3 separate regions of the Homo sapiens genome follow, and all the other regions are linked to region 3. A link is a contact called in ENCODE Hi-C or POLR2A ChIA-PET data. All regions are on one chromosome and are shown on one strand. The core of a region is the stretch at or near the end of the contact, and the rest is flanking DNA. Distances in the headings are between cores, read along the strand shown. Region 1 overlaps ADSS2 (adenylosuccinate synthase 2). Region 2 overlaps DRC8 (dynein regulatory complex subunit 8). Region 3 holds the start of C1orf202 (chromosome 1 open reading frame 202).

Region 1 (3,801 bases), core at 909-3,408, 320 kb before region 3:
CGGAGGTTGCAGTGAGCTGAGATCACACCACTGCACTCCAGCCTGGGTGACAGAGCGAGACTCTGCCTCAAAAAAAAAAATAAAAAGAAGAAAACACAAAAAAACCCCCCATGATTTTACTCCTTGAATTTACTGCTAAGCTAATCAATCTCATCAGCCCCTCACTCATTTTGTTTAGTTGCTCCAACTTTCCAAATTCTTTCCAGCCTCTGGGCCTTTGTACAGTACATGTCCCTCTGTCTGCTCTGTACGCATCTGCTTGGTCTGTTTAGACATTATTTCCATTAATGGCCTTCTCCAACCCCTGCTAAATTAAGACTAGATTCTCATTCATCAGACCTTGTACTTTTCTACTGCAGCATGTAACTACTGTTTATAAATCTCTATTTGGTTACCATGCTGTCCCCCACTACATTAAGTTTCAGGAAGACTGTGCTCCTGTCACCACTGCATACCCAATACCTAGGAAGAGTCTAACACATATACTTGAAAAGGAGAATGAGTTCTTTGTATCTGTCTCTGAACCATTACTAAAAATACATTTTAACAGTGCAATACTTGCAACCAAGATAAGAATGCAGACTTTAAAAGCCCATTCATTCTCTATTAAACAGAAATTATATATTCATTATAAATTATTTTTACATGTAAGTCATTACTATCAGTAATTGGCTTGTAGGATAATCTGTATTGTTCTTTATACTTATTGAGTCTAACGATACTGCTCCTATTTGAGAATTTTTCTTGAACTAAGTATTACACTACAGAGATAAAGCTCCTTCCTATATACTATTACTAACCTCTCTTAGTAGAACAAAAACACAATACGCAAAGCATACTAGAAATATTTGGTTCTTTTAATCAGCTATTCATGGTGTAATAAAATAAATTTAAGTGGCACCTAATTTAACATTTAAAATAGTTCATTAAAAGATAATCTACAAAACAATGTTATGCCTAATTGTCAAAATAACACCTTTTTTTTTTCAAGAAAGGAGAAATAAAGGCATAATCAAAATTATGGCTAACAACGTGGGTTCATTTTGACACTTACAGATGATTCTGTAGGCATATCGGCAGGCACGATGTTGAAAACCAATCCACTAGATTTAAAATTAATGGTAAGATAAAAAAGAAAAGATACACATTTCAGAGGTAATGTTTGAAATTAAAGAAAAATATCCACCATATATTACAACAGATCTTTTAATGACTATTTTTAACATAAAGATTGTTGTTTTGGGAAACATCTATTCTCTTTGAACATTTCACTAAATTTTCAATGTATTAAATAACTGACAGAAATAAGTTCTGTGTTCTGTACAAATTAAAGGTCCCATGAATACATAACCCCCTCCCAGCCCCACCAAAGCTCAATTTTGCATGGTTTCAGCAGAAAATAGACAGCCCAAAATTTAAACAGAATTCATAGCATTACAAAAGTTTACAGAACCCCTATGTTTTCATCATTTGTTTCTAACAACAAAGATTACAATGACAGAACTGAATGATCAGAATGTAAAAATATTTGTGCAAAACTGCATTAATTGTTCTTACCATCTAATAGGGGTAAAACTTAAGAACACGCAATGACAATAATGAAGAAAAACTACATTAAAAGTAATTCTACTTTTGATATCAAACAACATGGATTATACTATTACTAAACATTGAAAAAAAAAACGTGGCACCATGAGAGCAGCAGGAGCAACAAATGATTTGGCAATTCCAGCTAAAGAAAGCTGACACTGGAATATGCCAAAGTTAATCTCCACAGTAGGCATCCATCTGAAAAGACTGGAAACAACTGTAGGGCTTCAAACTTACTTCAGTGTCTTTATTCTTGAATTTGCAGGTCATAAATGAAATATTTAAGAAAGTCTTTTCCCCTCCCTCTCAAGGAGTGTTTCTTGCATTACTGGCAATCATTAAAAGAGTTGAATCATAGATTCTCTGGATTTACCAACACCAATCCACTTAACTAGGAGAATACAAAGAGAAAAGGAATTGAATCAATTCATCTCTAATGTTCACTCGTTGGGATTAAAACAGGTAGTCCCCTACTTTTCTCAGTATCACCATAACTTTTCCCTATGTGCCTTTTTGCTGTTCTCTATTCTGTTAGCAGACTGTGCCGATTTCTAAACAGGATGTACAAATAAGACCCAGCACAGGACAGTATGCCTTACTGTTCCCTTTTTAACTGTGCAATATTTTCACTTTCCTAATGACTTAGGATAGTAAAATATTGACCAACACCAGCAGAGACCTACAGAAAGTTGGTGATCAAGTTCCTGATAACAGGCCAAGATAAGCATCTTCAACATCTAGATGAGAATATGATTTTAACTTGCACAGCCTCAGAAACTGCCCACTACAGGAGTCTATGGAAATCGAATCATCTGCATCACATGGTTTCAGATTATTTGCAGAATTGCCAGCTTCCATAAGGTACTGTTAGGATCAACCTTCGTGGTATTTTACAGATTTTTGTTAGACTCACTGCTGTTTATATTTCAAGAAAATGCTGACCAAGAGCAGTAAGCAAATATGCTTACTAAATTTGACATCATGCTGGGAGGGGCAACTAGTAATTTGGAAAACAAGAATCATGCTGGAAACGAAGCACAAGGCAAAAGAGATTTTACACGGAGGACACATCCCACACACTTCACTTTTTCTTATGTTTCAAATATCCATCAATGCCAACAAAACGATACAAGGAAAAAGCCATCTGTTAAAAGAATGACTTCACATAACTAGATACAGCCATACGTTGTTATGCCTAACTCCCTCGCCATCTTATATTTGTTCTTTAATAAATAGGCTTAATTATTTTTAAAAATTTTTTCTTACATTTTTTTCTAGTGAGATTTCCCATTTTCTATACCAATTATTTCCCAGTGTATATTCAGGAAACTCCAAATCTCAAGGGTAATTTAACCCAAACAAACCATAAACCATTTTTAACCCCCCAAAAACACACAACATTTTTTGTGGTGGTAGAGATACATGAGGATTTGTTATTAAGAGGGAGAAGTGAATGAGACAATGTCACAGGATAAAAAAAAAACAGACTAAGAATTAAAGACAGGGTCAGAAAGGGTGAGAAGTAATCTATTATCTTCTATTTAAAGATGAGCATCGTATTTACTTTAAGGAATAAAAATATTACTTTGTATCTTCCTGGGCATTTATGCAAATCATGTGCACTCTGTAAAGTAACAATGATCTTTCCTTTATTCTATTTCAAAGGCACATAGGCAAGTTAAAAGAAAAGACAGTTGGCCGGGCATGCTGGCTCATGCCTGTAATCCCAGCACTTTGGGAGGCTGAGGTGGGCAGACCAAGAGGTCAGGAGAGACCAGCCTGGCCAACATGGTGAAACCCCGTCTCTTACTAAAAATACAAAAATTAGCCAGGCGTGGTGGCGCGCACCTCTAATCCCAGCTACTCGGGAGGCTGAGGTAGGAGAATAGCTTGAACCCAGGAGGCAGAGGTTGCAGTGAGCCGAGATCCCGCCACTGCACTCCAGCCTGGGACAGAGCGAGACTCCGTCTCAAAAAAAAAAAAAGAAAAAAGAGAGAGAGAGAAAAGAAAAAACTTATTCACAAAGTGTTTATGTTTACCTGGAATTTGAAGCTCATCTTCAATAAATCGAACATAGTTTTGTGCATTAACAGGTAGTTCTTTAAACGCCCTTGCATTTGATATGTCTGTGTTCCATCCTGGGAGAGTCTTATATTGAACTTCAACTTTATTTAAGACTTCTTGGTTTGCTAAAAGTTAAAGAGGACATTT
Region 2 (3,685 bases), core at 1,082-3,581, 310 kb after region 3:
AGTCAGATATCGTCTCAAAGTTCTAGTCTCCTTATTTTTAAAATAGGGAATATAATATAGATTGACATTAGAATTAAATGAGTGGATATATATGAAAGTACTGTTTAAGTGAAAGGCATTTTTCAAGCTATAAAGTGTTCTACAAATTAATTATTGTCTGGGCACGGTGGCTCATGCCTGTAATCCCAGCACTTTGGGAGGTTGAGGCGGGAGGATCGATTGAGCCCATGAGTTCAGGACCAGCCTGGCCAACATAGTGAGGCCCTGTCTATAAAAAACAAACACACAAACATGAATTACTCAACAAATATTTGATTTCTTATTAAGTGTGAGCTTTTTCTAGGTGTTAGAATATAGCAATGAAAGCCAAAGCCTCTGCCCTCCAGGAACTTATATTTTAGAGGAAAAAGGTGGATAATAGAAAAGTAAACAAGTAATAAATACAATTTCAAATAGTAATAAATGCTACACTGTAAATAAAACAGGATGATGTAACAAAATGTGCTATAAAGAAAATAAAGTAGGATAATACATTAGAGAATTGGGGTGTGTTTAGGTGGGATGGAATAGTTTAGACGTTCTGGTCAGGGAGTGCGTCTCTGGAAGTAATTTTCGAGATAAGAACTTTAAGATTAGGAGTCAGCTGTGTGAAGCAGGGGAGAGCAAATATAAAGGCCCTTTGAAGGGGAAAGGATTAGGATGCTGGAGAAAAGCAAAGAGGATAGTGTACCTGTGAGGTCGCTAGAGAGTGGTGTAAGATCAAGCCAAAAACGTTGGCAGGGCCAAATGACGTAGAGCATTACATGCTGTGAAAAAGAAGTTTCTCGGTGCAGTTGATCAGGAAGAAGTTGACCAGAAAGCCATTGAAGGGTTTTAAGCAGGGCATTACATGTTATGATTTTCATTTTAAAAAGATTGTTCTGGCTGCTGTGAGAATGGATTGAGATGGCCATCAAGAGCAGAAGCAGAATGACAGCCTGTGGTCTATTGCAGTGGTGCAGGCAAGAGGGAATGGTGGCCAGGCAAGCTTGGTGGTGGCAGTAAGTTGTAAGATGTCATTATTGTTATTGTTATGGGCTGAATTACGTCCCCTCCAAATTCGTGTTTTAAAGTCTTAACCTCCAGTATACCTCAGAATGAAACCTTAGTTGGAGATAAGGTCTTTAAAGAGGTGATTAAGTTAAAAAGCCCAAACAAAAGGGAGGTGATTAAGTTAAAATGAGGCCATTGGGGTGGGCCCTAATCCAATCTGACTTGTGTCCTCCTAAGAAGAGGAAGTTTGGACACCCAGAGAGACAGTGGGATGCTCGCGCACAGAGGGGTGACCAGGTGAGGGCACAGGGAGAAAAAGTGGCGCCTACAAATTGAGGAAGGCCCCAGAAGCAGCCGACCTGCTGACACCTTTATCTGGGACCTCTGGCCTCCGGAACCGAGAAAATCAATTTCTGTGGTTTAAGTCACACAGTCTATGGTAATTTGTTATGGCAGCCCTAGCAAACTGATAGAGCTATGACAATCATGGGTATGGTGCTGATCTCTTCATTGTATTTATCACTACCTAAAATTCGCTTAGATTTATTTATGTTTACTCTTTCACTCCCTTGATTGTAAGTTCCATTACAGCAGGGATTTTGTCTAATTCATAGTAATCGCAATGCTGCGGAGTGCCTGCGCCATGGCACATGAAAAGTGACCGTGTGGTTAAATTGTTTCTCAGTCACTCTGTAATATCCAGTATTTTGTAGAGCTTTTGTTTTTAATGATATACAGGAGATCCAGAGTTTTTTAGGGGGCTACAAACTCTAGCACATAGGACTATATAAGAAATAACACTGCAGCAAGTTAGAACCAGGTGTTCAGGAAGCATATCTTAGCAGTGGAGACACGATCTCTTGATTAGAGGGACCTTGGATAAAAGAGGCCTTTTTTGAACAGAATAGCTCTGCTGAAGAAAGAGATTTCGTCATTATTTTACCTTCATTTCATGGCTTTTCCAAAATAAGGTACATGTGTGAAAAATGCCCTCCGTAAGGGCGAGGTCTTTATTTTGTTCTCTGCTGTTCTGTAAACGATACCAGCACATCATAGGGTTCAAATATTTGTTAAATGAATGAAAACATTTTCAGATCCTGCTTTGTCCTTAGACATTTTTGGATTGCTTTAAATGTTCTCTTATCCTTAGCATAATATTAGCTATTTAATAGAGCAGGTAAAATGTTTTGCCTATTTTTTTTTGTCTCTTATAATTGTGTGAAATATTCTGAATCTGGTCTTCACTTTGGTGTTTTTGACCTTAGGCTGCCCTTAAACTGAAGTCACAGCCTAGCTCAATGGCACTGGCTCCCCCTTGTGTCAGGAACTTGATACTACACCCACTAAATGCCAGCCTGCCAAGAACCAAGCTTCCCCGGGTCAAACATTTTAAGTGGTCCAAATGCTATACATAATTAAATGATGACACCACGATTGGGCCACCTTATTGGGGCTCATTTGCTCCAAATAGTCTTACTCCTATGCCCACTACTATATATATAGCACAGGTACAGAAAAACATTTTTAATACTTGTAACCATAAAGGCTTTTGGAGTTAGTTTGTACTTCTTATCAATATAAGACATCTACGTTGACAAAAGAAATCGAATGTTGACTGAGTGCGGTGGCTCACGCCTGCAATACCAGCACTTTGGGAGACCTAGGCGGGCGGATCACTTGAAGTCAGGAGTTTGAGATCAGCCTGGCCAGCATGGTGAAACTCTGTCTCTACTAAAAACACAAAAAATTAGCTGGGCATGGTGGTGGGCACCTGTAATCCCAGCTACTTGGGAGGCTGAGGCAGGAGAATTGCTTGAACCTGGGAAGCGGAGGTTGCAGTGAGCCGAGATTATGCCACTGCACTCCAGCCTGGGCGACAGAGCGAGACTCTGTCTCAAAGGAAAAAAAAAAAGAAAGAAAGAAAAAGAAATCAAATGTCTCAGCATATTTTAAATACTTTATATGGAACAGTTGATTTTCACTTTCTTTCAAAAGCCTACCAAAATTGAGGAGTTAGCGTTTTTTTAATCCCATGAAATCGATTTAAAAGGAAGAAAATTATTTTTCAAAGGGACAACATTTTATTTTCAAGAGTAGTATTTGATTTCTGTTTTGTGTACATGGTAGAATACTGAGTGAGTTGCTCCTGGCCACTCTCGCTGTTGAGGAGATGAACCCGTGCAGGGACGGCCCCAGGAAGGCCTCTTTAGCTGTCTGAATGAAGTGATTTTGACTCTCAGCGTCAGTGGTGTGCTGGAGCCAGACCGTGCCGACTTATCCCAGCTCACAAGAGCTAATGGCTAAATTTCAGGAGTTCTGCAAACTATTGTTAAAGCTAGTTTATATTAGAAATAAATTATATAGACAATTCAGTTATATTAAAAAACAAGGGTGCTTTCTTCAGCAGCACTTATCTAAGATCAGAACAACATCGAGAAGATGAGCGTGGCACCTACACAGGCTGGCACACACATTTGTGAAGCGTTCCATATTTTTTCAGGTTATTCTGTATTAAATGCAAAATAAATGCTTTTATTAACAATGACAAAAAGAAAGGTAATTGTAATAAATACAATTTACCACTTCGTAATTACTTTATTATATTTTACTCATACTTTGAGGTTATTTGTGTCTAGTGTATGTGTGGTGGATG
Region 3 (3,976 bases), core at 1-2,500:
AGGAGTCCTTTCCCTTTGTTCTTCTAAGTCTAGCCCTGGTTTCCAAACTCCCCTGTCCCACCCCCACCCCAAGCCACCCTTCCTAAATGCCTGTCAACAAAAGCATAAAAGTAGAGTTCGCTCACTTCAAAGTGGGATGTGAAGCTCAGCATCCTGCTTTAAACGATTTTTTTATTTTTTTGACGGGGCGTGGTAGCTCACGCCTGCAATCCCAACGCTTGGGAGGCTTAGGATCGCTTGACCCCAGGAGTTTGAGTCCAGCCCGGGCAACATAGTTGGTTTTTTTTTTTTTTCTCCTGTCTCAAAAAAAAGGCATTGCAGAGATTGAAAACCGTTTCCCACCTTCTCCCCTGCAGTGTTTAGGAAGAGACAATCCGCCCCCGATTCAGCGCTTCCCAGCCCGCAGCAACTGCGCAGCGGGGGGAACCCAGGGCTCCGCGGCACCCGCAGGCTTTAGTTACTGCTCCGAGGCCCTCGGACCAAAGAGAGGCTGCGAGGAGGACGCGGCTCGTTTAGCTCGCTGCGAACCTCAAGATAACCCTTGGTTTCCATGCACATCCCCCCAACATTGCATGTGCTTTCATTCCTACGGTGCTGGGGTTACTTTCATTTATTGCTTTTGTTGACCAAAAAGAAAAAAACAATCCTGAGCGTGCACAGGGGGCGCAACGGGGGACCGGCTCCTCGTGGCTGACCGGCGGCGGGGCTGGCGCGCGGGGGCGGCCTGCGCGGGCCGCCCGGGGACGCTGCTCTGGGGTCCGGCCGCGGCCTCGTGGCCGCCCTGCGCGCGGTCCAGCACCAGCAGCGGGATCTCCTCCAGCCGGTCCGGCCGCTCCTTGCGCCGCAGGTAGCGCCGCCTCCACGTCGCCAGCCTCTGAAGCAGCCTCTGCAGGCTCGAGGGGCCCCACAGGCCGCGCTCCGGGGCCTCCTTGCCTGCGCGCGCGTGAGCTTGCCTGAGCTTCTTCCTGCGCGGGCCGCGGAACAGCCGCCGCCAGCACCAGCACCCAGAGCAGGAGCCGCCGTCGCCGGCCACCGCGCGCCGCCCGACCGCCTCCGGATCCCCGCGCGGAGGGGGGCCCCGCTCCAGGCGCGCCGCCTTCTCCAGCAGCTCGTGCTGCGCGCCGCCGCGCCGGGGGCCACCAAACCGGGGGGCCGCCATGGCCCGCGCAGGCCTCTTCTCGGAGCGCGGGGCCCACATCTCGGGAACCGTCGGGCTGGACAACAACGCTGCCGCCTCCAGGACTCCAAAGGGCCCCTCGCGTCCTCTCCCGGGAATGTACCCACAGGCCCCCTCTACGCGCTTGGGTTGCCCAGGAAACCCCAACGGTGACCCCACAATGCCCAGCAGAGCCCTCGCCCTCTGCCAATGACGGGGTCACCAGAATCCAGCGACCCAAGGAATCCCTCAAATAAGTCGGCCAAATTTCGCTGCGAACTGATTTACACATATGGCCTCACCTGGACAAGAAGGAATCTTGGAAGTTCCTGGGGCCCAACTCCTGGTTCACGAAGACACACAGCGTCCACGAGCAGGGGGCTGCGCAGCCTCCCCTGGGTCGAGGCGTGGGTTTCAGCCTCAGGCGTGTGTTGCGCTGGAGATTTGTATTTTGTGAACTGGTTTCAGGTGGTCTCAGCACTTTTCTGTTAACAGGGAACCAGAGTTTCAGGAAAGATCTCAAAACCTAATTTTCTTCATCTCGCCTCACTCAAAGGCCTCTTTCTTGTAAGACTATGATTGTTTTTTTTAAATAATTTTTTTTCTGATTGCAAACATAAGATTTTTGAAGAAATGTTGTAAAACTAATACAAAAAAGAAATACTCCTTTTTTCTGCTTTTTTATACATATTTTCGTGCTTATTAATTTTCTCCAAAGCAAAGTTAAATAATAATAGCTGCTATGGGGGCTGGTCGTGGTGGCTCATGCCTATAATCTCCGCAATTTGGGAGGCCAAGGTGGGCGGATCACTTGAGGCCAAGGGTTCGAGACCACCCTGGGCAACATGGAGAAACCCTGTCTCTACAAAAAATACAAAAAAAATGTCACGGCATAGAAAAAAAAATGCTACTCTGGGCACAGCCCTGGAGGGAGGGGCAGGGCAGTATCCAAAGCTCTTCTGGCAGCTGACTCCGTGGGGCCCCCTCCCCATGGAGAGTGAGTGGAATGAAGGGTTCATGCTATGCACTAAAATACAATGCAAATATTGATGCAAATAATTTTTTTAAATGAAATTGTTGCCCTCCTACCAAATGGGAAATTAATTTTATCACTGGATAGACACTTATGAAGAAACTGGACTTCAAGTTTGTCCATCCCAGTATTCTGGCAGAAAAGCATGAAATTGAGCCATTCCTTGCAAAGACCAGGAAATCCAGCATTTCCTACAAGACTGGGGATTGCTTGGAAAAGAAGAGCTGACAGAGTATCTCCAGATGCTGACAAGCTTGTAGGACGTATGCAGGACTGTTCATGAGGCCAACCAGAGAGGCCCTGTCCCTGTCCTTCGGGAGAGGCCCTGCAGCAGACACTGGGCCGGCCCTGGGAGGAACACATCTGCTTAGCTGTGTCCCTTCTGTATTCCCTTTCATGGTCCTTAAGTGACTACATCATCTAGTCCAGACCAACACGCTGTGCCCTGAGCAAGGTAGAAGATTTGGGGACAAGCCTGTGCCCATGGTTCCTTCTTCACAAGAATGAAAATGACTTCACGCTCCTAAGTTTGCTCCTACCTATTTTCTCCTTAACAACTCATGCACAGAGCAGTGGTGCTGAGGGGCTCTGCTGCTGGCCCTGTTCCGGATGGGCAGGGCCCCTGAGGAGGGCAAATCGAGAGGCAGAGGCCCAGAGGGAGGGTCTGGATGACCTAACCCAGCCTTAAAGGTGCCTGTTTTCATCAGCTCTTCCGTGTACCCAGCACCCTCCCAAGACCATCTGGGCCTGGCCCTTCCACCTTGCTCTGAGGGTCTGCTCCGGGATCCCCCACAAGTGAACTCTACTGAGGATGCCCAAGACCTGAAATGGGTTCTGGAAATCTTGGGTCCTCCATGGTCATCCCCACATTTGTCTCCCGTCTTTCTCCTGACAGACTCCACTCCCAGTAGTAGGGATCAACCTCTGCTTGTTAGAATAGGCAGCTAGGCAGACATGAGCTGAGCAGGAGACCGCCCCTGCCGGGAACGTGAGACAACCACCAGGTGATGGTCAGGTGGTTGTTATACTTTCTTTCCAAAATAATAATGGGTCACAGCAGGCACCAGGAAAAGGCGGTCTCCCAATAGGTAGAAAACACCTGATGCTGGTGATTAGCAGCCTGCCAGTAAGTTCTCAGGAGCTGGGCAAGTAGGCTCAAGTATGTGCACTAAGAGGCAAAGCGGCGGAGTTTAACTGGTATTTGACCTTCTAGGAACACTCAGCTGACTCAAATGAGTATGCACACAACTTCAGTAAACGCACTGCACATGCGGCCCCTGCTCTCAAGTGCGACATGCAGCCCACCACACGCGCAGACAGCCCACCCCACGGGAGGAACTGGGAGAAGGAACACAGCCCCCCAGAAGCATGCCAACGTATAAAGCCCCAAGTCAAAGGCTGAACAGTGCACTTGGATCGCTCAAGTCGCCCATTTGGCCCTCTTCAACTGTGCTTTACTTCCTTTAGTTCCTGCTCCAATACTTTTTTCTCCCCCTGCTCTATCACCCAGGCTGGAGCGCACCAATCTCAGCTCACTGCAACCTCCACCTCTGGGTTCAGGTGATTCTCCTGCCTCAGCCTCCTGAGTAGCTGAGATTACAGGCACACGCCACCACGCCAGGCTAATTTTTGTTTTTTTAGTAGAGATGGGGTTTCACCATGTTGGCCAGGATAGTCTCAAACTCCTGATCTCTAGTGATCCACCCACCTCGGCCTCCCAAAGTGCTGCGACTACAGGCATGAGCCACCGCATCCAGCCTTACCATCTTCAACTGAACCAAAGATAG

Evidence for each region. Hi-C counts contacts between places; a loop is a spot of excess contacts on that map. ChIA-PET counts read pairs that join two places held with the same protein, here RNA polymerase II (POLR2A). Pooled maps may share reads with other maps.
Region 1: a pooled map shows a loop between it and region 3 (4-fold over the local background). The contact joins the enhancer-like site here to the promoter of C1orf202 in region 3. A Hi-C loop is called at or near these places in 1 of 37 single-sample maps with no recorded cell type and 2 of 50 pooled maps. POLR2A ChIA-PET finds 5 or more read pairs at or near these places in 2 of 52 experiments (OCI-LY7 and activated naive CD8-positive, alpha-beta T cell).
Region 2: a loop to region 3 is called in a map of Caco-2, with 2.9 times the contacts of the local background. The contact joins the enhancer-like site here to the promoter of C1orf202 in region 3. A Hi-C loop is called at or near these places in 1 of 168 maps with a recorded cell type or tissue (Caco-2), 2 of 37 single-sample maps with no recorded cell type and 10 of 50 pooled maps. POLR2A ChIA-PET finds 5 or more read pairs at or near these places in 5 of 52 experiments (BJ, HepG2, PC-9 and 2 more).

Annotation. Positions count from the first base shown.
Region 1 is chr1:244,407,658-244,411,458 of GRCh38, forward strand. ADSS2 (adenylosuccinate synthase 2) reads right to left here. Exons shown (of 13, transcript NM_001126.5): 12 at 3,630-3,779; 13 at 837-1,981. The coding sequence ends at 1,929. Among named protein-coding and RNA genes, the nearest start is that of ADSS2, 42 kb to the right of the region's middle. Within about 2 kb of position 2,159, at least 2 of the 41 ENCODE cell types and tissues checked have a DNase peak (open chromatin) inside an H3K27ac peak, as active enhancers do.
Region 2 is chr1:245,040,505-245,044,189 of GRCh38, forward strand. All of the region lies in intron 3 of DRC8 (dynein regulatory complex subunit 8), which reads left to right. It also overlaps the pseudogene RNU6-999P. Among named protein-coding and RNA genes, the nearest start is that of EFCAB2-AS1, 71 kb to the left of the region's middle. Within about 2 kb of position 2,332, at least 4 of the 41 ENCODE cell types and tissues checked have a DNase peak (open chromatin) inside an H3K27ac peak, as active enhancers do.
Region 3 is chr1:244,729,765-244,733,740 of GRCh38, forward strand. C1orf202 (chromosome 1 open reading frame 202) reads right to left here and starts at 1,251. Exons shown (of 1, transcript NM_001395959.1): 1 at 1-1,251. The coding sequence starts at 1,159. The coding sequence ends at 611. RefSeq lists enhancers at 1-434, 435-1,172.